2 separate regions of the Mus musculus genome follow, and region 1 is linked to region 2. The links are chromatin loops, found by intact Hi-C in ENCODE. Cell type or tissue: heart. All regions are shown on one strand. Links, peaks and the distances in the headings refer to the core of each region. The heading gives the core; the rest is flanking DNA.

Region 1 (15,337 bases), core at 2,318-10,317, 93 kb after region 2:
AGTGTCAGGCTGAAAGCCAGCGTGTTCCCACTGGTTCCCATTGCTTTGTGGCAACTCCACTCAGGGGAGCCAGGCCAGGCCCTCCAAGAAAGCAGCTTTGAGAGATCCAAGGATGCTGCTGTGGCCCCAGAGATGCCCAGAGCCCCTTTCTCTCTAGGACTGTGTGCCTTCTGGGTTAAGAAGGTGCCTGCGATAAGAGAGGTAGACTCCACCCTCCCCATGCTTGGCACCATGCTTGAATTACAGATTGTCACCTCCAGCAGGCAACACTTAGAATATCCTTGCATCTGTCTATTTGCATACCACCTGACTTGGTCCTTGTGGCTGGCCCCAAGGGGACAGGCACTCTGTGAAGCCTGTTGAGTTGGTCCAGACATCAATAGCTTCCAGACCCAATTATCACCATTCTGATTTGGTTACTCAAAGTAGAATAATAATTCCACTGACAAAAGTCAGAGACAACATTTGGAATGTAGCCTGCCTCTGAAATCTTCCCCACCCCCACCCCCCACAGGCTGGATAGCGTGGCACTTAGGTGGACTTTTCCCAGTTGAACCTGAGGCCTCTGGGGATACAGAGGAAGCTGCTCCAGGAGGAATTTGCTGACGCACAGAGAGAGTTTAGGTGCTTTCTGCTTCCGTTTTGGTGCTGGGTGCTATGACAAGCAGGAAGTTCAGTCCTTACTGCTACACAGACATTTTACCAAGAACTCTGGAACAAAGCCACTTCCTCCATCCTTCTTAAGAAAAGGAAAATCCTGGAAGTCAGCCCAGCAGTCACATTCTTGGGATGCTTAGGATCATGTTCATCTTTCCCCAAGACTGAGTGTCCAAGAAGGGAAGAGAAAGCCTGTCGGTTACTGTCACCTCTGCTTGTTCTCCGGGAGCCTGGGCCCTTTGAAGTGTTATCCTGCCAGGGTGCCCAGTGTCAGTTCATCCTTTTGGTAACACACATGCACACACCATTGCCACACAAATGCACACACATACATACACACATACACACTCACGCATCTATATGAATACACAGACACACACACACACAGAAATGCACACATATAAGAACACACCATGAAGAGTTGTGATCCCTGCACCATTCACCCGCCTCTAAACAGCAAATTCACTGTATCGTGTGTGTGTGTGTGTGTGTGTGTGTGTGTGTGTGTGTGTGTGTGTCCTGGACGCAGCTATAAGTGAATGGCAAACCATCTCACCAGTCAATAACAGCACACAGGCAATGCAAATGAACCCTTTGGACAGGAAAGGGGAGCCTGGTCCTCAGCTAACATGGCAGACATACTGCAAGTCCAAAATAATCAACCCCCTGTGTCTCTTCTATGAAAAAGAAGGGTTGCTTGTCTATTATCTACAGTTACTGTTTTAAAATCATTTAGGGAGAGAGGGAGAGAGAGAGAGAGAGAGAGAGAGAGAGAGAGAGAGAGAGAGAGAGAGAGAGAGAGAGAGAGAGACCCAGATATATGAAGCTTTTGGTTTTTGAGTGGGACAGCACTGTTCACAGCTCCATGTGTGTATATCCAGTTCATTATTAAAAGTCATTTCTTACAGCATGGTTTATAATTTGCCACAAAATGATAACAAGGAGGCCAGGATGATAACAAGGAGGCTAAATTAATTGGAAGGGTCCTCCTGAGGTAGTACTGGTAATCTGTTAAGGCATTTGTTTTAAGAGAAACCCTCAGTAGAATTTATCAGTAAATTGCTTCATATATCTTCAGCATTAAATTATTCCCCCATTAAGAAAATTATAATTCTTTTTCTTCCCAGTAATGAAAGAAAAAATGAAACTATCTTCAAACTATTCCAGCTTGGCTGCCAGCCCTTATGTCTGTAATTTCTGGAATGCCCCCTCAGATGCTCTAATGAATACAGCTCAGGAAAAGGTGATTAAGAAAAGAGTGAGGAAAAGCAGAGATTAGAATTTCAAACAAATGCCATCATCAACTGAAGAAAACTCAAGTACGGCCAAAGAAGGAGAGGACCAATCCCTGGAGGAAGTTGATGGGGAGAGGGGAAGGAAGTCTGGTCTCTTATTGGCACTTTCTCAACTCCGGTACCTTGGAGACTTAGTGTGTTCCCTCGATGGTAAACAAGGAGTGGGCAGTGATGATGGTCCTTCTGCCCGGTTGTCACCCTTGGGCACATGTGAGTCAGATTGACAGGTGGGAGATCTGCCCTCCCGCTCAAGTGGAGAGGAAATCCTAGTGAGAACTCAGCTATGTGGTCTAGCCACGAAACTTCTTACTGTGAGTCTTGTGTTTTCTTTCTCTGTGAATAGAGAATGCACTGAGTCACCTATTTACCTAGACTTAAGCTGCAAACCCAACCAGCTGTTGTCTGGTATTCAATAATGGTGGAAGAACCCTGCCTCAATGTCCTGGGACCAAAACCTACTCATGCTCCTCCCTAGTGCTTGGGGAATTAAGACAATGAGCATAACGGGTTTTGTTTATGTGTATATAGGCTTGAATGGGAGCGGTGGCCATCACATACTATGTTTTGAGGGTCTCTTTGCAGCCTTCAGTCACTGGGCCTCTCTCTAGTAATCCTTGGTGCTGTCTCAGCTGTGAAGGTTAAGAAAGAGTAAAGTGAGCTGAATAAGAGAGATCTTTTTTAGTAGGGCAGAATTGGTTTAAATCTCAAAATGGATCAAAGACCTCAACATAAGGCCTGCAACTTTGTAACTGCTAGAAGAAATCATGGAGACACTTCAAATACAGACTCAGGCTAAGGAAGCTTATTGGCTCATTAAAAAATAGAAAGACATGAAAGTAGAAGGCAGACTAGTTGGGAAGAGAAAGGAGATCAGGAGTGGAAAGAGCAAGAGAACTGGAGAGAGGTAAATACAACCAAAACATATTATGCACATGTCTAGAAATGCTGAAATGAAACCCATTATTGTATATTACTGTGTGCTAATAACACATTAAAATGGAAAACTTGAGATTTGATAAGTATCAAATGTGTATCCTGGCACCCTATTCTACTTGTACTGTAGTATAACTACCTACTTTCAACTGTGATCTCTTGGAAATTTGGGCCTTGACTTTGATGTACATAGAAGATCAGATTGTATGTGCTTGTTCATGCTCACAGGCATCTCTTACTGACCATTCTGATGGCTGTAATGATCTGTCTTTCCTAAGACCAGGGCAGCCTTGTTTTCTCAGCCAAGAATATTCTCAAACTTCCAGCCAGATTTCTGCACCTGGCTGTTTTATGCGCTGCTGGCATGTCTTAGGAGCATAAGCCAGAATACAGATACGTTTTAAGCCTTAAAAACAGAGACAAATACAAACTTTAAGAGAACGAGAACACTCATAAGATCCCTGCTAGGTCAGGTTTCCTTCTTTTGGTTCTGAGTGACTAGAGGTGACGTCAGGAGCCTGAGCTGCAAAGCAGTCTAAGGTGGTCTTTACAGGTCTGTGTCCCACCCTACCGCCTTCCTCCCTGTGAGTGTGGGAGCCTCCACTTCAGCCTGCTTTGTTTGTTTTTTAATAGATCATGCAACAGATGAGTGACCATCGTTATGACAAGCTCACTGTACCCGACGACATGGCCGCCAACTGCATATATCTAAATATCCCCAGCAAAGGGCATGTCTTGCTGCACCGAACCCCAGAAGAGTACCCAGAAAGCGCAAAGGTAAAAATACCATCTGTCCTGCAGCGAGCCTCTCTGGGGACCTTCTCATGATGGAATGGCAAAAAGGGACATCCTTCTGCTGTACAAATCAAAACACTGACAGCAGAAAGGACTGCTGATAGCAAGGGAACCATGAATTGACTTTTTCTCTCTCATGCAGTTGGTCAGTCATTTGCACACAGTGACTGGGATGGTTCTGCCTGCTAGTTGGGGTTTCTCACACAAGAACTCCAAGGGCTGTGGGGGTAGCTAAGTGTCAGAATGCTGGCTTACCAAGCACAAAACCTCAAGCGGAGTCTCCAGCACTGAGCACAAGCAGGGTGTAATCGCACACACCTCTCTCTCTCTCTCTCTCTCTCTCTCTCTCTCTCTCTCTCTCTCTCTCTCTCCCTCTCTCTCCCTCTCTCTCTCTCTCTCTCTCTCTCTCTCTCTCCCTCTCTCTCCCTCTCTCTCTTTCTCTCTCTCTCTCTCTCTCTCTCTCTTAAGAGGCAGAGGTTTAGAAATCCAAGCCTGACCTCAGCTATACAGAGTTCAAGGTCAACCTGGGCTACACAAGACTCTGTCTCCAAAAACTAAAAATGAAAAAAGAACTCCTCCCAGCTCTTAGTGGGTATCCTTGATGAGCTATCATGGGTGCAGCTGACAGAGAGAGAGACAGAGAGACAGAGACAGAGACAGAGAGAGAGAGAGGACATGCCAATCCATGTGGAAGCCTGAAGACGATATTGGATCTTTCCTCAGGTACCACCCACTTTTTAGGGTTTTTTTGAGGCAGGGTCTCTCCCAGGCTTAGAATTTACCAGGTGTGCTAGGCTGAGTCACCCACAACCCCAGGGATCAGGGCACAAGTCTCCACTGCCCCAGTGCTTATGGTCACAAGTAGATGTCACCACACCCAGCTTTTTCTACATGGGCTCTTGGCCAAGAGCTCGGGTCCCTCTGCCCACAAAGCAGTCACTTTCCTCCTCAAATCCTTTCTCCCACCCTCGCTGTGCTTTGTACGCAGGCTGTGCTGTATTAGACAAGGTTTATTCTCTAACCTGGCTGCTCTGTTAGTACGGGGAAAGGGAGTTGGGTGGATGCAGAGGTAATCTTGTTCACTTACCATAGTAGAGGTGTGAACCTGAGGGAAATGTAGGGCTCCCAATCCTAGACAAAAGACCACAGTAGCTCCTAGATGAGCGGTGAGTGTATCGCACCCTCTTCTGTGCCAGGGTTGTTAACGATGCAAGCTCCTGGGCCCCAGCCTAGACTCTACAATATGAACAAGCTGCAAGTCCACAGACCCCACTTTGAGGACTTCATGCCACTTCAGCCTCATTGATCACCTAGCAACAGAATATCATTAACTGCCTCTCAGTTCAGCCCTGTGTCCATCAGCGGGAGAATAACATCAGTAACGCCCTTGTTCGCCAAGGGTCTTTCTGGGCAGACACTGAGCCGAGCATTTCCTAAGCATTATCTTTGGTGCCTGTAGCAGCCCTAGCAGTGAATGAGCTCAGAAGGAACGTCACTTCACTGAAATGGCCGTAGTAAGTTGATTGGCCTAGATTCAGAGCCCAGTTCGCTCCTGCACCCCAACCAGTGTGCTGAGTTTTAAGGAACGCAGTGTTTCTGAAAGCTGAAAGAATCCGGCCGGGTTGTTTTTAAGCAGCATTTTCAAGTAATTTTGTTTTTTAAAGTGTGTTTTTGATCACAGGGGGGGAAAAAAATCTGTGGACAGTTAATTGGATGCTTTGACACATGCTTTCCATTACAGTTGAAAGATGCTACAAAATTCACACCTATAATTTAAACACAGTGTGACCGGCAGCACGCACTTAACTTACATTTGTCTCGTTTTTCTAGTAGAGTTGGTCAGGAAAGGAACGTGAGAGTGTAGTTAGGAGTGTGTCGAAGGGAAGGGTGGGATGTTCAGACAGGCACACAGCCATGGGGTCTGATTAGCACTGGATTCAAGGACAATGGCAGACAACTCCGCAACAGTCACATTGGAGACTATCCTTCATTTGGAAGTTTAAAAAGCACAGAACAAGGGGTCAAGCACATGTGGCCAGCTCTGGGGTGGGTTTGTGAACGTGTGTATTTTGGGCCTAAATGACTAAAAAGCATGGATACATGAGCTGAATTAATTCTCTGACCCCAAGGATGATGGAATAGGCCAGGATGTAACGCCCTCTCTCCTCTTCCTTCTTGACTCCCACTGTCTCACAGGTCTATGAGAAACTCAAGGACCATCTACTGATCCCTGTGAGCAACTCGGAGATGGAAAAGGTGGACGGCTTGCTCACCTGCTGCTCCGTTTTTATTAACAAGAAGATAGACTCCTGAGCCAGAGAGTCCCTTCCCTGTGGCCAGCAAGTGGCCGAGGCCAGGCTGATGGCTCTGTACCTATTCCTCCTTTTTCCTTTGACAATCTACTGGGCCACTGTGCTACTAACTCTTGTTTACAAAAAAAGAAAAGAAAAACTAATTCCAATTTTAATCACCTCATTCCCCACACCCTCCTTTTCCTCACGGTGGTACCTAACCTGTGCATTCGCTAAAAGAATTAAGCAACCTAGGAAATACAGAACTAACGAATCATTGGAATGCAATTGATAGCGTGGAAGCCCCTCACTTCAGTGTTTGTGTCCTTAATGTGGGAATGATTTAGCTGCAGGGCATTCTGAAGACTGTCTTCCCGGCCAGCCAGATAAGCAAGGGACTTTCTCTGTATCATGAATCAAGCTTGGCTCCTGTGAAATTCCCTAGAACGTGGATTTTTTTTCCCATTCCCCTCTCTTCTCGCCCCTAAAAACCTTTCTTCTGGGTCTTTCTGTGGTCTTCTCCGCTTCTTTCGTAATCGCCTTGACCTTGGATTTACCCAAGCTCTTGCGTTCTGGATGTCATCCCGAAGGTCCAACCTGTGTGCACTCCTCTCTCTCTGCCTTACAGCCACCTCTCCACCACCAGCAGCAAGTCAGAGTGGCTGGTCGGGGAACAGGAACCTCACAGAGGCACACCCTGACAGGCTTTCCCATTGCCACACCTAGGAAGGTAAATCCAGCCTCAGGTGGTTGATGCAGGATGTTAGATACAGATGCCTAGAAACACCCCATGGGTACATCTTAGAGAGACTGAGTCACATGCCATGAGTTTGCCTCATGACTAGTCCTGTAGTATGGAGGGAAGTCTTTCTCCACTCCACCACCTCCGCCTTTCTGAGCTTCCTTCTGACTCGCCTTGTATCTACCCCCTTAGAATCATCATGATCTTGAGAAAGTCATTTCCTTCAAAAGAGGCAGAGCATGTACAATGATTGCTGATGGTCCGGGGAGAGCCAGAGGGGGCTGCCTCCACCCAGGCCTGGGAGCGCAGTCAGGAAATGGTTCCTAAGGTCAGCCTCAAACAATGTCTGAGTCTCCTGTGAAATATCCATGATTGTTTACTGTGGAATTCAAGTGAAACTTCAAATTACACAATGCTCAGCTGGCACAGGTCGCTCACAGAGAGCCATGCATGCCACAGCAAAGAAGGAGAGCATTCCTTTTTTTTTTTTTTTTCTTAAAAGCTGAAACAGAGCAGGGACATGGTGCTTTACAATGCACAGTGACCCAGCCAGGCATGTCATCAAAGTTCTGGTCACTTCTACCTTTGCTGTACAGTCTGCAGTTTGTCATTCAGTATTTAAAGTTCAGGAGACAAAGACTAAGTCAGATCTATCTCTCCTTTGTGATCAGTGTTTCTCATAATGAAGACAAGAGAGGCTGGTCTCCATTGCATTCCCCCCAGTGGATAGAAGTGAGACAATCAGGGCATCCTTCATCACTCTTCTCATATTTGGCAATCTCTCTGAAGACATCTCCATCTCTTCCTTGCTTCTCTAACTTTAGACTCATAGCACATGCAAATATCTAACTCTGTGCACCCTGCGAATGAACCATATCCTGATCACTGTCATATTTCACAACATATCATGAGTGAATAATTATGTTTTTTCCAGGGTAAATGAATGTGAGCCAGTTGCCTAAATTAATAAAGAAAACTTGTTCTCAGCAATTATGGTTGCCTTTGGGGGTTAAATTTGACCATATACTAGTAAAAACAATTTCTCCTTGAGAGAGGTGACCATCTCAAAATCCACCACAGGAAAAACAGCCCACTGTATATGTACCAGCATGCAACTGTCACTGACGTCCTTTCTCTCATCCTGTTACGTGCAGTCAGTTACGAGTGAGTAGATTTTCCATGGCAACGGTTTCTTCTACCAGAGGTGGTTTTCCAGTTCCCGTTTCCTTTGCGCTCCTCTTTCCTTGTTTGTCCTGAGAAATTGACTAGAGTTGCTGCCTCTTCCCCATCTTACTCTGCTCTTCAGACCCCCTGTGTGATTCAGAGATGTGAACACGCAAAATACACGCAGCATTGCCCCTTCGATGTTCTCATCACATAACGTTACCTCTAAAAGGGAAAATCATTGCCCCAGTTCCCCTCTCGTCCGTTGTGTCTCACAAAGATGGGAAGACCAACAAAAATGCTTCTTGATATTACAACAATGTGAGGAGTTACATTTAACTAAGTCTATAGCTTGGGTAAGAAGGATCAGGTCAGTATGAGTTGGTTTAGTGAAGAGATGAGCTAGAAGGATTGCATAGTTAGCACTATGTCTTTAACTGGTGGGTTGCTGTACCAATTGGTTGCAGATCTCCACAGCGTGTTCATTGCACTAAAATGCTACTAGGAACCAAACACTAAGGCCGTCATCTCTATATCTCTAAGAAGGGAAGTTAGGCCAGGCTGTAGTCTCACAGTGTGGCCTGTGTAGGGTTGCATGCTACTCTCTAAGACATTCAGACATAGTTTCTGTGCGGTGTTAGGTTTGTGCTTTTTTTTTTCTATCTTCTTGCCTGCCATCTTCCAGCCAATGTGTGGTTATCCAGTCTGTGTGCCAAAGTCAGCCATATCTCCCACGACCTGTTAGTCCAGAGGAGTTCTGCACCGACGCTAGTTGCCAGCTGCCTGCTCCTAATGTACACCAGTCAAGACAGAATAAAATGTGAGTTGTACCGTGCCCAGTAGTGTCTGTCTCGTTTCTTCTTTTACCATGTTGCCCAGTTGGCACGTTATGGCATTCCATTCAGCTAAGCGGAATGACTTTTCTTCCTTTGTTCCTGATGGGAAGTAGTAAGGGAGACGGAGGGGAGGAGGGGAGAGGGCAGAGGACAAAGGGGAGGCAGGGAGAGGACAGAGGAGTGTGCGTACACGATACACTTACAGGAAAACGTCTGTGAAACCCATCTCTACGTACAGTGAATAAACAGCAGCAAAACTGCTTTGAAATGAGGGTTTTTTTTAATTTGTTTTACAGTAAGAACTTTAAAGGAAATCTGAAGGTTATTCTTTATGAGGTTTTTGTATCCCAGTAGCTTTTTGTAATCTGAAAGAGCCGTGTTTTATTAAAAAGGCAATAACTCTTCACTGTGAAAATAAAACCCAAGCAATACAAAAATACTATCTAAAGCATCAAGATGGGGTTATCAGAATAGCTCAGCAGCTAAAGGTCCTTACCACAGAAGCCTTGCAACCAGAAGTCAACCCCCAGGATCTCACAAGCTGTCCTGTGATGTTCACACCTGCAAGGTGGCCTGCGCACACCTATTCATGTACCTCATACACACACAGTGCTAATAATAAAATGTATTTCAATTTTTACTTCAAGAAAAATTACGCAAAATCTCATCCCCCGTAGATAACTACTCTTAACATTTCAGAAAATACCACACATTTATGAATAGATATTGAATAATTCGACATCGTTATAATATTCTAGAGTCTACTTTCTTTGTTCAAAAATGAATTAGAGGCATCTTTCCACCTCAGCAAAGACAGGTGTACATCACCAGCTGTAACAGCCCCTAGTCTTCCACAATACACCTACAGAATGGCCCTTCCTAAATCCCACGATGACATCACCCACATGTGTTATGTTCACATTGCCCTTAGGGATCCTCAGACTGTCGAAATGCGCCACTTAGAGGCTTCCACACAGCCCCACAGTTAGTTCAGTCCTGTCATAGTAACAGGATGCTACACCGTAGTGCTCCCCAGATGGGCAGAGCAGTCCTCCAGCTCCTTGGGGAGGTTGAGGGGTCAAGCAAGTGGATACCCATACCTTCTCAGTTGATGTAGCTAACGAATTCTCTACTATTGGTTGCCATGACATTGACAATAGAGCTAATAACTGTTCAATGCCAAGGGACACTCTGCAAACTTGCTCTTGACCCAACAGGAAATGAAACCTTCCCACTGAGTGCCAGGGTCTGCAGCTCCTCGCCCAGGGAAAAGGGGTCCTCTCTACGGGAACCCTGCATGGCAAGGTTCCTTGGCTGATCTTGCCTGACGCTTTCCAAGTGAACAGATACCTTCTCATGACAATGACGCTTTCCAAGTGAACAGATACCTTCTCGTGACAAGCTACGTTGTCTAGCAATGGGGCCGCTAAGAGAACACTGGCTAAGAGTAAGTTTAGACAAGAGACCACATATTTAACAGGAACCCAACCTTGCCAAGGCCCTGAGCCACAGCCCCTGTCTTCTGAGAACTGGCTGCTTGGGAGGGGCAGGGAAGTAAGACCTCGAGTGTGCATATATTTGGACTGAACAGTGAGCAACACAGAACCGTTAAAGAACAAGAGGTTGGTGCGGTGTCTGGACTGGGTGTTTCCAGGTCTCACTCAGAAAATGATGATGTGCATACAAGTAGCAAAGCATCAGAGGGTTTTATCCAGAAGCAAAACAAAAGTCCAGGCTAGATTCATTGCCAGAGAACAGTGGGACATCTGAGCTGGAGTGACAAAGGACACTGGGTCACTGTCTGGGACTGTCCAAGAGGAAGAGGCCTTGGTGGCTAAGGAACAAGGCATGACGACTTCAAGTTTGGACTGGCAGGTTTGGGTTACATAAGGATTTGTTTGCTGTGCATGTCTTTTCCCATAATGCATCTGACTTTAATCATATGCACTACTAATTGCGTATAGGTATAAAATAGTCAGTGGTGCTTCTCCTCAAAAATTTGCTCAGAGGAAACGGTCCCCCTTACTGAGTATACCCAATACTAGTCCAGTCTGGATGTGTCGATTTCTCTTAATTTCAGAATACATTTCAGGACAGTCACAGAAGAGGAATTACCAAGAGGGTGTTCAGGGGACCAAGCTATTGCATTGCTTACAGTAAGGCTTACACACAGTTCTGTAAGTCGGGGGTCCCAGGTTTCTAGGTGACTTGTAAAGAAGCAGTGGGAGTGTGCAACATACGCTGAGTGAGGTCCTGGACTGATAAGCTATTGCTACCCTTGCTTTCCTTGCCACTGTGCTTCTTAGGCTGAGGGACCCAGAAGAATCTCAAGAGAGCCAAGGTCTACTCTGGCTTCAGCTGGTTGGCATGGGCGTCGCCCCAGGCTGAATGAGCATCGTGAACAGAAGCACGGCAGGAACATAGGATGTGCACTCCGAAACCAGGTGTTCCTTACACATGGTACTGGTACCATGCTCTTGGGAAATGAGAGTCACATCCCCTGCCTTCCTGGAGATGGCATGCAGCAAAAGACAAGGAAGACAGACACTAGAGCCACAAGAATGATGGCGTTGTGGAAGGATGCTTAGGGACTGGAGAAACGGCTCAGCAGTTAAGAGCATTGGTTATTCTTCCATAGAACCAGGGCTCAATTCCCAGCATCCACCTGGTGGCTCAGTGTCCTTTAACCCCAGTCCCAGTGGGTCTTATGCTCTCTTTCGGCCTCTGCAGGCACTGTGTGCACATGATGCACAGACATACACATGGTTCACGACTTATACACTAGCAAAACACCCATACACACGCAACATGGAAACACGCTGAGGGAAGGGGCATGCAGAACAAACATTGAGTGGGGTCACGCAAGTGGATCTGTTTGGCTGACACTGATAAGCAGAAGAGCACAGCAAGACCGTGCAAGCTGGAATGCCAAGAGCCCTGCATGCGGGGGTGAAGTTCTCAGACAGCATTTGTCAGTCTGTTAGGGTTCCCCAAGGACATTTGCTTTGAGCCATACCATGATAGTGAGGCTTGACCTGGCATCATTGTAAGGGGCGGCTGGAAACTGAAAAACATTGGCGTTTCTCTCTGTTTGATTTCCCCAAGTTCCGTTCATTCTACTCACCTTCTGAGTGGAGCCTGACAGCCAGGCAATCAACTCTTCCTCTATTTGCCCCGCCCCCCCCCCAAAAAAATAAAAATAAAAAAGATTACTAACATCTGCCTCTCAACTCCAAAGGGACATTTTCAGCACAAATGAGATAAAGGAGCTGGGAGAGTCTTTGGAAAGAAGGAATAATGTAAATATCATTAGCATCATCATTATCCTCATTAACTCCTATCACCGTATGCTTGGATCCTTTCAAAACATCAACTTCTATTTGAAACATCAATCAACCACTCCAGAAATAACTGGGGATTTTCATCACTGATTGCCACCGTGGCCTGGCAGCTTCCACCGTGAGTTTACAGGTGTCCTCGGCGTGTGATGGAGCTGCTCCATCCACCTATCCCGTTAGAAAAGTTGGAATGTTCCTATCTTCTTCCCTCCCCAAACACTTATTTCTAGTGTAGTGGGAGCTGGGTTACTTTTAGCACATGGTATCTGGGGTTATCGGCCGTTAGAGACCATTGAGCTGCCAAATATGCTACTGCCACTATAAATAAACACAGTAGACTCATGGGACCATGCCAGCGAGACACTCGGGAGAGCGCTGCCTGGGCTGACTTGTGACATGGCCTGCAGGCCATGGCATTGCTAGGTGTTGGAAAGCCCCTCTATTTATGCACAGAGGCTTCGGTTGCTTTATTTTGAGTGAGGACAAAGCTTCAACGTGTTAAAATGGTGCCACAAAGGCAGTTCGCTTTTTCCCTAGCCCGGTCTTTTTTTTTTCTTAATTTGAGATAAAGTACATAAATGTAAATGGCCTATTGAAACTTGGCATTTTGAAGTACATATAAATTATAAAATAATTGCATAATTATAGTTGACATTTTTGTGTGTAGAATGTTAAAAATTGTTCATTTATTTCAAGATTTTAAGCCGGGCAGTAGTGGCACACGCCTTTAATCCTAGCACTTGGGAGGCAGAGGCAGGTGAATTTCTGAGTTGGAGGCTAGCCTGGTCTACAAAGTGAGTTCCAGGACAGCCAGGGCTGTACAGAGAATCCCTGTCTTAAAAAACCAAAAAAAAAAAAAAAAGATTTTAAGTATGCAGTGCAGTGCTGTTGACTGTGCTCCTATGTCTGCTGTTAGCTGTGCTCCTCCTATGTCTGCTGTTAGCTGTGCTCCTCCTATGTCTGCTGTTAGCTGTGCTCCTCCTATGTCTGCTGATAGCTGTGCTCCTCCTATGTCTGCTGTTAGCTGTGCTCCTATGTCTGCTGTTAGCTGTGCTCCTATGTCTGCTGTTAGCTGTGCTCCTCCTATGTCTGCTGTTAGCTGTGCTCCTCCTATGTCTGATGTTGGCTGTCACCCTTTGGCTGATGTTAGTTTTGACCCTATGGCTATATATTAAGCCTCTAGAACTCAATCATCACATGTATCTGAACTTTGTACCTCTTAACCCACATCCTCAACTGGTCCATTAACCATTTCTCTTGAAACATAAAGTTATGTACCTCTACATGGACAAAGAAGCTTATTGATTGAAATTTGATAAACCCTAAGAGGCAAGTTCCCCCCAAATACAATCAGAATACTACATGCTAGGTGTTGAAACACCCTGTATCCCAGCAAAGTACAATAACTGCTTATTCTACATGGATTCCACAGAAAAGCTCTGACAGCAAACAAGTTCTATTCCAAGCAAGAGCTCAGCTCTGTAGAAATGTTAGTTTTATTACTTCTGGAAGGAACTTGTGGAACAAACACTGATTCACGCACCCAACAGAGGCTCAAAATTCCAGGACAGGATGTGAACAAAGTCATCTATTTTGTTGACTGGGGACCCAGATGAGTGTGTGAAGTTCCCTAGGACTAATACTAGGAGAGAAACACCAGGCCCCCCCCTCTCTCTCTCGTGTTTTCTTTCAGCCTAAAAAATAATGGGAAGACAGAAGCTGTTACCAGGGCTAGATGGCAATGGGAGCCGAGTGCCATCTCTCCCACTTGTAACCCCAGCACCCAGGAACTGGGGGCAGAAGATCACCATGAGTCCCAGGCCAGCCTGGGCATCACAATTAGAGCCCGTCTCTTAAATAAATTAATTTAAAAGTTAATGATAAACAGGGTAAAACTTTAGAGAGGATTCCAGCAGGAAACAGAATTCACTGACACTTGGAAGAGAGCAGAGCCAACAGCTCATTCAGAGGCCTCAATGCTAAACCTCCATGCAGGGGCTGAGTGAGACGCCGCAAACCCAGCCGTCACAACACTCCTTGGCTCACCGGGGCTAGGATGGCAGATTGTGCCTCTAAGACTAAGACAAGAAGGTGCGTCTGGAACTTGCCAGAGCAGGCCCCAAGCTGAGAAGACACACATCAGTCCCTTTCTTGTTTCGCTCTGATCTGCTGCTGACCCGTTGGCTTGGAGATGCTTCTGATGGGGCCCAGGTGAGGATTCACAAGGTCAGCGTCCCCCAACAAGGAGCTGGCTGAGATACCCAGGAGGGAGCTGGAGAGGTCAGAGTATATCTGCACAGAGCCCGTGGTGAAGAGTTACAGCAGGTCAGAGAGGGGTGGGGGTGGGGTGGCGCAATGCCAGTGCTGTCTCACAGAGCTGGCATTTAAATCCTAATTCCTGGCACATTTCTGAGCTGGAGGCATGTGCTGTGGCCAGGCTCTCCTTCACTCAGTATCAGAAAATTATTGGATCCAAATCAGCCGCAGGCGGCCTCGGAGTGAAAGATCATCACGTCCCAGACCTGCCGGTCCAGGCCCTCTTTAATAGACACTGTGTTGATTCTAAACTTAGACACACCATGTGAGCACTTGGTCCCAAACATCAAGTTGCCATTTTGCAGCTGTTCCCGGGACTTTCTGGTCACACAATGTTGTTTAAAATTCTGACCTTCTGTGTTGACATCTAGCCCTAGATGTTTGCATTTTATTTGGTCATATTGCTCACGGGGATAATAGTTTAAGATCAGTGAGGTTCCTATCGTTGGGGTGTTCATGGACCATGAGCAAGAGTGGTGTGGTGGCAGAGAGACTGTTCCAGCCAGCAACCCTGGGAACGGACAGCATGGACAGCAGGGTAGGTAAGGTGTTCCTTTACCACCCAAGAGTCTACAATTAGGCTCCGGGTGGCTTTCCATTCCACTCTATCACCTCGGACTCACAGTCAGACACACACGGTCTTCATGTAGCAGATGACAATACTGAGGCCTCCACACTCAGTTTGCATTATAAGAATCTGCTTCTGATGGGGAAATGGTGAGAACTGCTTCCAAAGAGGACACCACACTTGAGTCACTCATCGTGGTCATGGATTGGATACAGCATGTGTTCCTTCAGCTCTACAGGGCTTGCCTAGTGTGTTCAGCCCTGGGTTTGACCTTCAGTGAAGAAAGGAGGGGATGGAGGGAAGGAAGAAGAGAGGGAAGAGAGAGGGCAGGAAAGGGAAAAAGGAAGGAAGGAAGAAAGGAAGGGAGGGAGGGAGGAAGGAAGGAAGGAAGGAAGGAAGGAA
Region 2 (15,337 bases), core at 3,815-11,814:
GATGTATACCTGTCTCCTCCATGTTCAGCAGCCCCCTCCCCAGCCTGTGGTATTTCTGAGTATAATTCATTGGAAACATAAGAGTGTTTACACAATGGAATGGGTGTGAAAGTCTGCTCAGCTAGCCCAGGCCCTGTTGTGATAGCTTACACTTCTGCTCTTTCTCACAGCATGACACAATATTTACACTGTGTTTGTGTGTTTTCCCAAAGCAGTTAACAGTCATGTAAACACATCCAGTTTACTGATCAAGCCAGAAGAGAGATGTCTGTCCCAGTCTGTCCCTTTGAGCTGGCTCCGCACGGACTGGCAACACACAGCATTTTGCACATGCCGTGTCTATATACAGAGCGCAGAGTTGTAAAGTCTTGCTTGAATCCAAGTTACCATATGAACCAGTTGGCACAAAAACCCTAAACAGAGTTCAGGGACTAGTTTGATCCTTCCAAGCAGGCTCCTGGGCAGCAACATAAAGCGGCACACAGGCAAACATTGTTTTTTCCAGAAAATGAACAGATTTTTAAACGTGCCTTGACTAGGACACCCACTTCTCTAGTTTCTTCTCCCCTTCCCCCTGCATCCCTTTCCTTAAGCTTATTTGCACGTGGTAAAATAAAAGCCCCACTGGAAACAGAGGAAATATGAAATATTTATAAACTGTGGGGCTAAGCTGGGTTTCTATTGGAATCTAGGACCTCTTCTATGTGAGGCATGCTTACTTGTCTTGGACTAAGGGTGAAACAGTACCAGGTACTGATTCTTCGATGCCAAGGAGCCTGCTGCACCCCTCCAAGCCTTGTTTGACTCCACTATAAAACAAGGAGTTTAAATGAAGCTCATGCTGGACTTAATAAGGAACTTTAGAAGCTTTAGTCTAAGTTAGTGTACCAGGAAAATGTCGTCTTCTTAAGACTTTTAAGATCTCAGGTAAACTGGGTATGGTGATAGAGGCCAGTAATTCTGGCACCCTGAATCAGTAAGTAAAGGGAAATAACTTTTATCATTAAAAAAACCTTGCAAATAGAAAGCATCACCCACTGAAATTAATCAGACCCAGAGTCTACACATGCGGGTGAACAGTTAGAACAGCCATTCTGGAGCTGTGGTGCTCATACCAATCTTATATTTTCACTATCAAATATAGCTTTATGCACTTATCCAACACCAAAACCAAACCATTCGTGACAGAGCTAGGACTAGGGAGTCATTTCCATGTGGACACAGTGTAACTTACAAGACAGAGAACAAGAAACAGTAACTACTGGGGGTGTGGAAGGCCCGAATGCAGAGAGTGGGTCTGATGGGAGTGATGTGTGTGCTGAAGGGGAAATTTCAGCTAACTACGGAAGAGCACACATTTTCCCAACCTTGGATTTGGATTCTTGCAAAGAGACATTTAATTGATAGAAAGCATTCCGTGGGATAGTGAATCTTATGTATTAGTGGTGACCAGGCTTGGGAAATGATGGTTTAATTGAATGAATCCTCTTAAGTTTTCTAGTTTAAAATGCATTCTGTAAATTGGTTAAGAGCCCTAGCTGTTTGCTGAGTTCAGATCCCAGCAACCACATGTCCCAACCCTGTTGTGGGCAGAGACAGGAAGATCTCTGCGGGTGCTGGCTGTCAGCTTAACTCCAGGTTCATTGATCCTCTCCCAGCGGAGTAGCTGGAGAGTGATAGACACTTGATGTCCTCCTCTGGCCTCTGCATACACAGAAGTGGATAAGAAAGTGCACGCCTGCATACATATGTGCGTACAACGCACATATATACCATGCACACACATACACACGAATGAGTGTCTGGCAGTTTGTGTGGGCTTTTTTTTTGGCCAGTTTCATTGTAAACTGGGAAAATATAACTCCATTTACCCACCAAATAAATATAAATGTCTGCGAGGTACTGTATGGAGACAGGGACTGGGGCTTGGAGGGAAGAAAGCACATTCATTTTCTCTCTCCTACTCTCCCTTCCTCTCCTCTATTCTCCTCCCTGCCCCCCCACCTCTCTCTCTCTTGTGTGAGTGTGTGCTGGAGACTGAGCCCAGGCGCTGTTGCCCATGTTACCAGGAAGCTGTACATTATCTCTGCAGAGAGGAGTGATAATGTTAAAAAGCGGGGGATTGTCTTTGAAGGGCGAAAATCTGAAACTACAATCCCAAAGTGAGATTTAGTTCCAACACGAAAGAATTATGGTGTGAAACGCAGCACGTGATTACCCCAGCAGCTGATACGGCCTGACAGCTCCCCCGAAAATGAACTGCAAACGAGGCTGTAATTTAAAGACAGTGGCGCATGACCTCAATGATCGAAACACCAAAAGCCTCTTACAGAGGCACAAATAAATATTTCAGCATGGGCGCTATCTCGTCTCTCCTGCAGCCCTCGACAGTAGGCTAATGGCTGATCGTGTTCACTAATTGTTTACATAACTAATATTCTCTGTGTTTATATTCTCTCCTTGTTATATGTTGATGCTATAGAAAGGAAAGCCAACAATGATTCCTCTCTATAAATTCTGCATGGTAATAAAAGTAATAAGTATACAATCACTAGAGAACATTTGAAGATAAATATTTTAATTTAAAATCTCAAAGCTTCGATATTTCTGTGACAGAGGGTTCACATATCCCTTTGTAAAGTCTTTTAGGAACTCAAAAAGCTTAAACACTACTTGGTCATTACACATTTCCATGAACTAAAAGGTAATGATAATGGTATCTGTTTTATGCTTAGGGAAGAAGATAGAGATGCTGGCTTAGGGAAGAAAGTAAGCAAATGTTTTCTTAAAGAACCTCCCAAGAGCCCTTTTTCCTACATCACTTGTTAACCAGTAACATCTTTGTTTATACGGAAAACAAAGCTATACAAGGTTGCAAATCCATACTTCACCTCAGTTTTGTGGACCCTGTGCCATCTCTGTTACTCTATAACTAATAATCTTAAAGTAGAAAGCTTCAAGCCAAATTGTTTTTACTGGTAGATTCTACCAAACATTTAAAGAGAGGAGAGATACAGTTCCCTGGGATCTTGTCAATAAACCAGAAGCAGAGAGAACACCTGTTAATTTGTTCTACAAAGCCAATATTATCCTAATACCAAGCAGATAAAGACAATGTAAAGAAAGACCTAAAGGCCAGTACATCTTATGAAGATTGACTTTAAACATAACCTCATGGCTAAAATGGTAGCTCTGTGTTGAAGAGAACTTGCTGTTCAGAGGACCTGGGTTCAGTTCCCATCTCCTCACATAGCAGGTCACAACTGCCTATAACTCCAGTTCCAGGGGGATCCGATGCCCTCTTCTGACCACCTCAGGTTCCTGCACACATGTGGTACACATATGCACATGTGTAATAAAATAAGTAATGTTTTAAAGCCCTCAAAATACTAACAAATACTATTCTATAACAATAGTATACAAACCAATTATACACCATGACTAGTAGCATTTGTTCCAGGGACACAGGGCTAATTCAGCACGTGAATATCAATGCAATCTTCCAAATCAGTAGTCAAAAAGAAGAAAAGTCTTACATTTATATTAGTAGTATGCTCAGAAAAAAACTGTATGAGGAAACACCCATTCACAATTACAGAAACAAACAAGAACAACAACAGAATCCATGTAAGCTCTCAGCGAGCCACAGATGTAGGGGACCATGCTTAACTAGATGAAGAACTTCCACCAAGGGGCCAGCAGGACGGCTTAGAGAGAGGGTAAAGGTTGCTGCAAACCTGGACTCGATCGCCTGGGACCCACATGGTAGGAGGAGAGAACCAACACCAGGAACTTCTCCTCTAACCTCACGTGCGCATGTCAGGCACCCCACCCCACCTCCGAGCACAAGTAATAGCATACGATAAATTCCTCCTTAAGGAAGAACACACACCAAATCCCCACAGCTAACATGTGCGTACGGGTAACAGGCTCAGTGTTTGTTCTTTACGATTAGGAACAGGCCCTGCAAGTCTTAGCCAGTGTAATAAGACAAAATAAATAAAAGGTGTCTATATGTTAAGGAAGAAAACTAAACTTCCCTTTGCTTTCAAATGACATTATTTTCTACATGAGAAAATTTCAAAAGATTGACATTCTTACACACACACACATATTTTTAAGAACAAAAAATATAGCAAAGTTTTGGGGCAAAATCCTCATATACAAAGCCAGCCACTTCTGTACCAGCAATGAAGGCTGGGATTTATAAGCTAGAAAAATCATGTAAAAATGAAACCACATAGGTATAGTTAACCAATCTTTGACAAGTATTTTTTAAAAGCCTGTTATGTTAGTCTCTTTAGTTAATCCATAGCTGCATAGTTTAAACAATGGGGGAAATTCACAGACCCCAAAACTGTAGGTTTGAGATAAAGGTGTTGAAGTGGCTGAATTCTGTTACGTGATTAAAAGCTACAGGGTGAGTTAAAATATTTGTAGAACATATACCTGGTAGTGGAGGTCTTTACAAAATATTTAAATAATTCTTAAAACTAAATGATAAAGCTGAGGGGGTGGTGCACACTTTTAATCCTGGCACCGGGGAAGTAGAGGAAGGCGGATCTCTGTGAATTGGAGGCCAGCCCAGTCCACATAGCAAGTTCCAGGAGAGCCAGGGTCCCATCCTATCTCAAAACAAACAAACAAACAAAAACCAACGCAAACCCACACGACAAAAAACCTACCACCACCACCACCAAACAACAGCAACAAAAAACAAAGCTCAACAATAAAAAAAATCATATGATTAATAAATCAACGTCTCCATAAATAAAACATTCAATGTCATCTGTTGTTAATAAATGATAAATTAAAATGTGGGGAATGTAACTTGCCTAACAAGATGGCGGGAGGAAAGTTATCAGTATCAGCTGCTTGGCAAGAATACAGAACAAGGAATTCTTCCTGCTCATATGTAAATGGCGCAGCCATGGAGAAGCTTCTCCCCGGGCCAGAAGAGCCTTACCATACAGTCCAGCAACCGTGTCCTTGGGCTCACTCAAATAAACTGAAATTCTATGTGTACACAAATGCTGGCGTTTAATTATGTATGGAACACCTACATAATCACCCAAACCTGGATGCAAGAAGCTGCCCAGTGAGTAAAGGAATAGACTAACTACGGCGCACTCATGTAAGGGAATTATTTAGGAATAAGAGACAAGCAGTAGTTTGTGTAAGGCAAAAACAGATCTTTAGTACGCCTTACTGACTGAAAGAAGTCCTTCTGGAAAGCCTAGACACTGTGTGATTCCTTCTATAGGACAACTCGGGAGACACACAACCACAGCAACGCAAAAGGGTTAGCGATAGGGCGGACATTGAGTAGGTGAAGCACTGGAGATCTGGGGAGACTGAAAACTGCCCAGTGTGTCGTTGCTGTGGCTACTGTGAAAGCACATGTTTGTAATTACCTCCAGCACTCCACAGCACTGGAGAAATGATGCAGACAGACGAATGTATGACAAACTACAAGAAGCATTTAGGAGGTGGGGGTGGGGGGGGTCCCCCTATGGAAAGCAGAATTTTCTTTAAAAATCTGTTTATATCACAGTGTATGAAACAGCTTTACTGAGAGGGAGGGAGGAGAGAGGGAGGGAGGGGCGGAGAGACAGAGGAAGGGAGGGAGGGAGGGAGGGAGGGAGGGAGGGAGGGAGGGAGGGAGGGAGGGAGGGAAGGGCAGAGAGACAGAGGGAGGGAGGGAGGGAGGGAGGAGAGAGGGAGGGAGGGGCAGAGAGACAGAGGGAGGGAGGGAGGGAGGGAGGGAGGGAGGGAGGCGCTGACCTAGGTAACTTTGGAAATGAGGAAACTCCCTTAGGTGGTAAGCAGAATCAGCTCTTGAACTCAGAGGTCTAGTGGTGGTTCTGATGCTGCGGGAGCAAACAGTTAGGTGAGGGAGCAGAGGGTGGAGACGGGAGCTTACAGCTCCATGCAGCTGTGGCTTAGAGTTCAAGAGACCGCTGTGAATCCATATTTGATTATGTGGATACAGATGGTTATGTGTGGAGATGCTATCGGATGTTTCTATGAGTTCATATAATAAATATTATACATGCGTATATATACACAGACAGATATTTCTGTGCTCTGTTGGCTGAGAGGATTAGAAGGAACAACACCCCAGTAGAACCCAGAGGTGAAGTGTGTCAGGGGGCAGCAGGAGCGGACTGAAACCTTCTCAAAGGCCAGTGCTCGAGGTTTGTAACAGAAGTGTGATATAAACACCCTCGAGTCTCTCCTGATGTAAACAAGTCAGTGAATAATACAAAAAACATCTCTCACATAGAATCCAGAAACCTTTATGTAGCATTCTGCTTTTAGGGAGGTAGCCCAGAACTCACTGCTCCCTAAATGCGGCTGCTGGCTGCACATACAAAGACATTTTGGTGAGCCAAGGGGATCAGGAGAGAAACTGGACAAACACTACATTGGTGGGGTGAGGCAAGTTCCCACTGAGAGTGTGCAGTCAGTGTCAAGCGGTGAAAATGGCCCCTTGCCTCCTCCATCTCTGCCATCCCATAAGCCATAAACCTGGTGTCTCAGGAGGAAGGGACATCGTCAGATCTAAAACCAGGGACAGTCTACAAAGAAGCCATAAGAGCTGACTGACCGACCCTCCTTACAGCTGTCAAAGTTTCCAACTTGTGAAGTTTTTAAACTGTTACAGCCAAGAGGAGCCTCAGGGAGAGACGGGGTGAAGGATGATACCCTATCCAGATTTGATTCTTCTTTCCTGCTAGTGAGTCCTTGACCATGTAGCAGTGTGTGATAATGAATGTACCATCATACTTAATAGGTCAGTAACAGGGGGAACAGGTTGCAGGGTGCATGAAAAAATCTGTACTGGCTTACAGTTTTCCTGTCAATCTAACACTGCCCTGAAAACAGGGTTTATTTTAAAAATGTGTTGGCCAGACATTTTCATTGCCACCCTCTGATATCATGTAATTCCAAGAGACACTGTTCATGTGAAATGTGGGGTGAGCGGTCTCCCTGTGAGCCTCTGCACCTCACATTCACAGAACCTCCCTCGTTGCTGCACTCAGGACGGGGAGGTGGAACTGAATCTGAAGCTACCCCCTTTTTCAGAGAAGTCCGGAAGGGTTTGCATATGCAACATTCTCCGAGGGCTCGTGTGTTTAAGCCCCGGGTCAGCAGCGGGCGGCACTGTTTTGGGATATTGTGGCTGTGGAACTTGGGGAGGACAGATCTACCTGGAGGAAGCCTGTCACTGAGAGGTAAGCCCTGTGACTTATACTCCAGCTCCGTGTCCCTTCCCACCTGTTTCCTGATCCTCCCATGTCTTCGAGCAACCCCGTGGAGGTCAATCAGGTCAGGAAACCTCTCTCCATTAGGCTGTTTGCTGTGGGTGTTTAGTCGCATCAACTGGGAAAATAATGAGTACAACACATAAGGCACAGAGGAAGACAAGGACGGAGTCCAGCAAGGGACAGAGGTCGCACTACTCCTGGCTGTGGTCTCTATGCCTTGCCCTTACACTACAGTGACCTCAGACAGGGAGAGGCACCGCAGCATAACATGAAGGACGTTCCTTGAGTTTAGTGTCCAGCACCAGGAGAGATGACCCTGTGCCCCGGACACGCCTTGAGAGGAGGCCTCAGTGTCTCTCCAGTGCACCGAGAGGGAAGGTCCCGATGACCAACGGGATGCTCCAAGCCCTGACTGCTTGAGCAAGAGCCCAAAGGACAAAACATTTTTGGGTTCTTCTGAAACCTTGGGCACTTAAACTTAGATATGTAAATGAGATATTAAGCCCCCACAGACTGTGAGGCCTCCTCTTAGCATTTGGTTCGTAAATTATGGCCCACCAGAGCTTTAAGCTGTAAAATTGCCCCATCCCGGGCCAAATTAATGGTCTTTTACTTTCTGTTTTTATAAATTATAAACCCCAGATGTGTCAAATTATGTAATGAGAACCATATAAAAAGAAAATTGTATTTTAAAGAATTTAGTAATTTTCCTACTTTACAGGGGTTTCTCTGGGTCTTATCTTAATGGGAGAGAAGAAACATGAACCTTGTATGCTTTCCCCTTTGGTTGCAGTGCCAGGAGAGCATGAATTGTCAGGGAAAATGCTTTTCTTGGGCCGATTTTTTAAATAGAGGAGAGCCAGCTGCTGAGATAAGCCTTGTGCTGTAGCAAGCCTACGCATCCTTGTTTGGTCTTGGATCTTATCTGTCCACAGCAGCAACAGCAGCTTCCTAACAAATGAGGTTCAAAGAGACGAAGCCCGTGTTTGTGCCTCTCATTGGAATGTTTGCCAGGAGCACCACAGATTTCGTCACCATGTCCATCCCTGCTCAAACTCTTTGAACGCTTATCATCTGCCTCCATTTCCTCCTGCCTGGCCCCAGAGCAAGAATCATTTGTAATCATTAGCAGAATGGAATGTGCTGTGTTAAAGTGTCTAATACTTAACATCTCTAAGACAGACTGGAAGGCTAGGGTTAGATCTCAGCTGTATAGTCTTGGCCTTCACTACGTTCAATCACCAGCACTGCCAAAATAAATAAGTAAATAAATAAAAAGACGAGGAACGTCTCTGAGACGACCCTTTAAAAAAAATCAGCTTGGTCTCAGATTGGAATATTTTACACTTATTCCCCTTCAGCTTAGTAATTTCATTGTTTCATAGCTGCTGGGTTTCATCCACAGAGATTGTATAATTAAAAATTAAATTCCAGTGTGATCTTCCATGAAGTTCCATGCAGACTTATACCCCCTACTGAAAACTCTATAAGAACTCGATTAGAAAACAGCAGCTGTCCAGCCTACTCCAGAGCTGACCCAGGAGTTCTGTATTCTCACCAGCTGCCCAGCCTGCTCTAGAGCTGACTCCGGGGTTCTGTAGTCTCACCAGCTGCCCAGTCTGCTCTAGAGTCGATCCCAGGACTTTGCATTCTTGCAGGCTGTCCAGCCTGCTCTAAAGCTGACCTCAGAATTCTGAATTCCTCTGCAGAAATTGGAGATAGTTGTTTATAAAAATAAATTTCAAAAGTCAGTAACTGCACAAGTAACTAGGGGCTGGAGAGGTGTCTTGGTAAAGTGCTTGCTCTGCAAGCGTATGGACAAGATACTTGGGAGGCTCCCGTATCCTCTCCTAGAGTGTATTCCTTCCCACAGTCCTTTGGACTCTACCTGCCCTTATTATTCATTACAACCGATGACATATGTGTCACCCCAAAGTTATAAAATTCAGTCCCACTGAATTTGCTGTGACTTGAGTCTGTATGACTCTGTGACTTCTTCTCCTTGAGTTTAGTGACATCAGAGTTGTTTCTAGGTTCTTGCTGCTGTGACCAATCCTGCAATCAATAGATCTTCACATGTCTCAGGCCACAGGTACAGGAGATCCTTTCAGATCGATTCCTAGGAGAAGAGCTGGGTTGTAGAGGTTTCAGATATATTACATTGGGCTAAAATATCTTCCTAAGTGACTGTCTCACTGATGTTCCCACAGGCAAAGGCCAGGGTGCCTGTGGACCACATCCTCCCAAGACTCCAAATCCTTTTTTGATTTGGTGTCTTCAGTGTAGCGAACATGAAATGGAATCCTGTGGTGGCTTTCCTGTTTATGTCTAATCTATGATCTTCTTGTGCGCTTATGGCTGGTTTGGGTTTCCATTCATTCTGCTTCTAAGTGGAGTGCCTTTGACTCCTCCCTGCGTGCCATGAATTCCAAGTCCCAGATTGTTTGAAACTCCAGGATCTATCCAGTGCCTGGATATTGGGCTGGGTTTCTTCTTCAAAGGAGTTCTTGGTGTGTTCTGTAAACTTCCCTCAGTGCACACATTACCGCGGTCACCTCCGAATTCAGGATTTGCTGTTTTACTTTGTAGAGCCCCCTGTTTTAAAGTAGACACGACATTTTTTTGGCCCCGACCGTTAACGCTTTGGGCTTCCGACCCTGCACATTTAAGACCTTGCTTTGATTTGAAATCTATTCTTGTATATTGTGTAAACAAGGCATCCAATTTCTTCTTTTTCCCATATGGAGAACTGAGCTTCCAGGGCCATTTTGAATACCCTGTCTTTTGCACACACACCCCAAACTCATCTACAAAGGTTTCTTTGTCCTGAGCTATGAGCTCACCCTCTGCCCCTATAACATCCTGCATGTGCTTGCATCTGTTTCTGAGTTCTTCTGTTTACCTCTATGTCAGTTTCTCTATGCCAGTGTGCCAGCGCATCATTTACTATCTAGAACAAAGGGATAATAATCATTTTCAAAGTTAAACTCACAGAGCCTGACACATGTTAAATAATTACCTGTTATTACCTAAGTAAGGTATACATTTTAATGCATAAAGTTTTATAGAAAGTTAGTAAATATTCCTGTTTAAAAAAAAACCACTTTTTGCATTTGATTTTGTGTTGCTGTGGTTGTTTAGAGATATACTAAGAGTACCTATTCAGCCATTATCATATTGGGGTTCAGCAAACAGTGCATTAGTATATGAGACCTGCTGTGCTGAACACTTTGAACTAAAGGATATTGGGAGGTCTCTAAGGTGAAGTCTCTTTAGCCTTCCCCTTCCTCCTGTCCCTACAACCTGCTTCTCCCCTAAGGGAGTCACATACAAAAAAAGTGCATTTCTCTTTCTCTCAAGATGGGTCACAGGAGCTAGGCCTCCACTCATCACCAAGAATAAGCAGTAAATCCTAGCAGGATCCCTTGCTTCATCTGCCCTCAAAGACTATCATCACAGGGTTCTCTCTCCATCCCATGAAGAAGGAGTGGTACCCAGAGAATCCGAGATGTGTCTGAACAAACAATCCTCGCTCCGTCCCTCTTCATCCAGCATCATAGCCTTTGTCCAATCACATTTGACACAGTGACCTAACCTCACTCCACCTAAACAGAAAAGGGTTTCCTGGTTCTTTGGGTCTTCTGTCCTGATGGCTCCTGTGACCCCAGAGAACATGGATAGAAGAGGTTTGTTCACACACCTCTCTCATTAACATAGGTTTGTTTTGTTTTGTTTTGTTTTTTGTTTGTTTTTTTCGAGACAGAGTTTCTTTGTGTAGCCCTGGTTGTCCTGGAACTCACTCTGTAGAACTCAGAAATCCACCTGCCTCTGCCTCCCGAGTGCTGGGATCAAAGGCGTGCGCCACCACGCCCAGCCTAGTTTTTGTTTTGATGGCCAAGAAATGAGGAACCTTCCCAACCCGTGCCTTCCCCAGAAACTTGTGGGAGGAATGATACTACAGATTTGATCTTGCTCCGTTATCTCTAGGAAGGTTTAGGAAGGACGGCTTTGCTTGAATGTTTGTTTTTCAGAGCCAGGTTTTGCAAAAGAGTAATGCTGAAAACAGAAGAAGCGTATTAGAAAATATTCAGTGATGCCTGTCCAGAAGGCCCGCTTTCTACACCGTAATGCACTTGTAATTCTCCCCTGTGGCTTTATCAGAGAAGTCCGTTTATTTGATGGGAGAGAGGGAAGTGCTAAATTCTAACTATTACTGAAAGAAACGTTCCTTGCTCTGTTGGTCTTGGACTTCCACAGAACACTTGGGTCCAGATGTTAAATTGTTTTTTCAGAAGCCTTGTTAGACTGCCAGAGTGCTAGATTTTCCACGGCACTTCCAAATTCTGGTCTATTATCACAACACACAGGAATCTAAAGTTTCAAAGCACAACTTTGGCTCAGAACTGGATCAGCAGCTGCAGAAAATATGTGCAAAGGCCCAGGTTCACGGGTCTGGGATGCAGCGTCCTTGTATGGTAAAACTGTAAGCAAGTTGCCTTTCTACCCACCTAGTCCAAGACGTGGGTCAAATGTTGAGAGTATATGAGATCCTTGATTCTATCAGGACTCATGGGAACTTGATAAGGAACTTTATAAGCTGGCACACGGGTTCTACTATATGAAATTATAGATGAGACCCTCCAGTTTTATTTTTTAATGTTAATATTCATTTTTGGTTTTGGCAGACTCTCACTATGCAGCCCCAGACTGGCCTTGACCTGTCATCAGTCTTCCTACCTCGGCCTCTCAAGGTCTGAGATTGCAAGGGTTACCGTGCCTTGTTTTTGCTTAATCCTCCTTGCAGAGTTTCCACAATGCTGGTTTTATTTTACATTTTACCCTAGTTATATCATGACTCCTCAGACAGGCTAATAAAATAACCTTTCATCGAAACATTGTGTACATAATGTTTGCACTTTCTTGAGATGTTTCATTGTTGCCTAGGAAACTGATAGTGTGCTCTTCCAAGGATGGAGAGAAGGGGGGTTCTCTCAACATGTTGAGGGCAGGAAGAGAGGGTGTAAGGGGAAAAGGACTGAGTTGTAATACCTACAGGACATACACAGAGTTTTTTGCTGAGGAAGTAACCAGACAGAGACAGAGATGATAATAAGAGACCAGCCATCCCGGGAAGATTGTATTGCTCAGAGTGAAGGAATATTATACTCATTGCTTTAGTTTTGCCTTTTTGAAATGGGGTCTCCTGTAGCTAAGGCTGGCTCCAGAGTTGCTTTGTAATCAAGGATGATCTTGAATCCCTGATTCTCCAGTCTCTACTTTCCGCATGCTGAGCTGCAAACCTGGGGTGCCACACCTGGTTGGGGAAAGCATTGTGATTTTTTGGAGGGTCTAATCAGACAAGTAATCAACTCCCCACTGGGTAGAATCCAGTGGCTCCAACAGCAGGCTCTTTCTCTGTTTGTTTGTATCCCATAACAAATAACATTGGAACAGGTAGTGTGGCTTGTGTACTTCGCCCTCAAGGAACCTGTGCTGCCAGACCACGTTGAGTTATGAAGATAGTTCACAGTAAATTATCTACCCAATACCTTAAAACGAAAGCTTACAAATGTTTTAAATTGGCTTTCAAAGATGTATTTAATTCTCAGATATTCCTAGGCAAATGGAGGGCATCATCCTGAGTGAGGTAAACCAATCCCAAAAGAACTCACATGATATGTACTCACTGATAAGTGGATATTAGCCCAGAAACTTAGATTATCCAAGATATAAGATACAATTTGTGAAACTCATGAAACTCAAGAAGAATGAAGACCAAAGTGTGGACACTTTGCCCCTTCTTAGAATTGGGAACAAAACACCCATGGAAGGAGTTACAGAGACAAAATTTGGAGCTGAAACGAAAGACGGACCATCTAGAGACTGCCATATCTGGGGATTCATCCCATAATCAGCCTCCAAACGCTGACACCATTGCATACACTAGCAAGATTTTGCTGAAAGGACCCTGATATAGCTGTCTCTTGTGAGACTATGCCGGGGCCTAGCAAACACAGAAGTGGATACTCACAGTCAGCTATTGGATGGATCACAGGGCCCCCAATGGAGGAGCTAGAGAAAGCACCCAAGGAGCTAAAGGGATCTGCAACCCTATAGGTGGAACAACATTATGAACTAACCAGTACCCCGGAGCTCTTGACTCTAGCTGCATATGTATCAGAAGATGGCCTAGTCGGCCATCAGTGGAAAGAGAGGTCCATTGGCCGTGCAAACTTTATATGCCTCAGTACAGGGGAACGCCAGGGCCAAGAAGTGGGAGTCGGGTGGGAGGGTATGGGGGACTTTTGGGATAGCACAGGGAATATGAATGAAGAAAACAATTTTTAAAAATTAAAAAAAAAAAGATTTAACAGAGCTGAGCATCTGCTGTTTTAGCTTCTGGATCTAGACAGCTGTGCAATGGCTGGTCATTTGCTTAGGTCTAGGGACAAAGAAATAAACGACAAGGCTGGCCTTATAAAACAAGCTCCTAATGAAAGAGTGCACTGCATGCTGCAGAACCAGCAACTCCTCAGGCCACGTTTTGCCAGGCAAAGGAGCATCTTACTCCAGGCAGGTCTCCTGCCTCTCTGCCTGGCAGGGAGTCTTCTTTTGCTTACTCAGCCTTAGATCCTGGTTTGTCTCTTCAGTCTGATTCTAGGCTCCCGACTTCCGTTTTTCCAGACACTTATTTAGTTCAGTCGGTTCATAACAATTTACTGCTATTTCTCAGACTCCCACCCCTATATCAAACTGGTATCATGAAGGATAGTAGCTGAATGCTTTCACATACCCTGGGTGATTTTTATAATAATGTGGTAGAATTCCGTTGCCCATCCCTGGCTTCTAAGGGTCCTTCCCAAGAGACGCTTCGGTGGAACTGTAAAGAGCATCTGTGGATACGCCAAGTTCCCACAAAACCTCTCAGACCATGGATGGGCAACGGAAGCCATTAACAGCTAAACCCTTTTGACAGGGGCTCTGCTCTTCCACGGGCATTTTCTTCCTTCTCACTCTCATCATCAGAGGCCGTGCTCTTTGTTTGCTCCTGTTCCCAAAGTTGCTAGGCCCAGTAGGAAGGGGTCTTTCTAAATGACAGCTTTAGATGCCACTGGAGAAGTGAATGCCACCTGCTTTCGAGCCGAGTCCCTGCTGAGGGATGAGGTAGCCTTCACAGAGGAGGCCATGTTTGACCAAGTCTATGAGCATGTGTAGGAGGCCCACTTGGAAAATGGTGAGGCTGTTTTCATCAGCCTTGGGAAAACAAGGGAAGTATGCAGAATCTCCACTGAGCAGGAAGACGTTTGATGTAACTAGAACTCAAAGCTGAAGGAGAGAAACTGGGAAGAGAGGCTGTGAACACCAGAGTGGAGTGACTGTGGTCTGTCCCATTTAAGGAAAAATAATGAAGGTTATTTGTTTGGGCTGCAGAGTCATCCGATCTTTTGTATTTGGAGATAGATAACTTTCTTGTTGTCGAGAAGATGGAGATGAGCCAGGCTCAAGGATGTAATGAAGGTGTCCTGCCGGCATTTATACCAGTGAAGCCCAAGGGTGATGCAAGTCGGGGCACTTAGCTGTCAGCTCTAGGAGGGCAGGGAGCGAGCATAAGGCTCTCTGCTTCTTCTGTCCGCCTGCCTGCTTATCCAGCGTAACAAGCCCACTTGTTGCTCCCACTGCTAGTGGATACATAGAATTATCAGGATGTAAGTCGATAAAAAATTAAATGCCCTTCATCATCTGCAGAGCAGCCGAAAACAACGCCCTTTTGAGGCAAAATAAGTTTCTTCAGGGCATGCACTTGGCAAGAGCAGGAAAAGTCAGGGTGCCTTTGTCTTACACTGGGGGAGGAGGATTAGGTTTCACACATGATTTCTTTTTAAACTTACAGCTGTTAAAGTTGTGAACAGTATTGAAAGTCCTGCATCTAATACCTTATTTTAAACTAGAACAAAAAAAATCATATTGCAACCTGGTCCTATCTTAGGAGAGCTATGATTTAAGCTAAGCCCGTGTGCCTGGTATTTCAGTTTCTGAAGCTGAATGTGTAAGACTTGCCAGTCAAA

Evidence for each region. Hi-C counts contacts between places; a loop is a spot of excess contacts. Peaks named below come from ENCODE experiments on the same cell type or tissue, not always from the same donor. Only the 100,000 strongest peaks of a DNase experiment are listed, where the experiment ranks them.
Region 1: it touches region 2 in a loop (2.3-fold over the local background); 3 of 42 quality-filtered maps call a loop at or near these places.

What each region holds. Positions count from the first base shown.
Region 1 is chr3:145,885,566-145,900,902 of GRCm38, forward strand. It overlaps Ddah1 (dimethylarginine dimethylaminohydrolase 1), which reads left to right. Exons shown (of 6, transcript NM_026993.3): 5 at 3,519-3,662; 6 at 5,877-8,712. The coding sequence ends at 5,993. Gm35187 (a long non-coding RNA gene) reads right to left here and starts at 5,114. Exons shown (of 3, transcript XR_003954575.1): 1 at 4,768-5,114. In heart, for the core only: no CTCF peak of the experiment used is centred there; no DNase peak of the experiment used is centred there; H3K27ac peaks cover 1,649 bases.
Region 2 is chr3:145,790,698-145,806,034 of GRCm38, forward strand. All of the region lies in intron 1 of Ddah1 (dimethylarginine dimethylaminohydrolase 1), which reads left to right. Among named protein-coding and RNA genes, the nearest start is that of Ddah1, 40 kb to the left of the region's middle. In heart, for the core only: no CTCF peak of the experiment used is centred there; DNase peaks (open chromatin) are centred at 8,324 and 11,644; H3K4me3 peaks cover 617 bases; H3K27ac peaks cover 3,790 bases.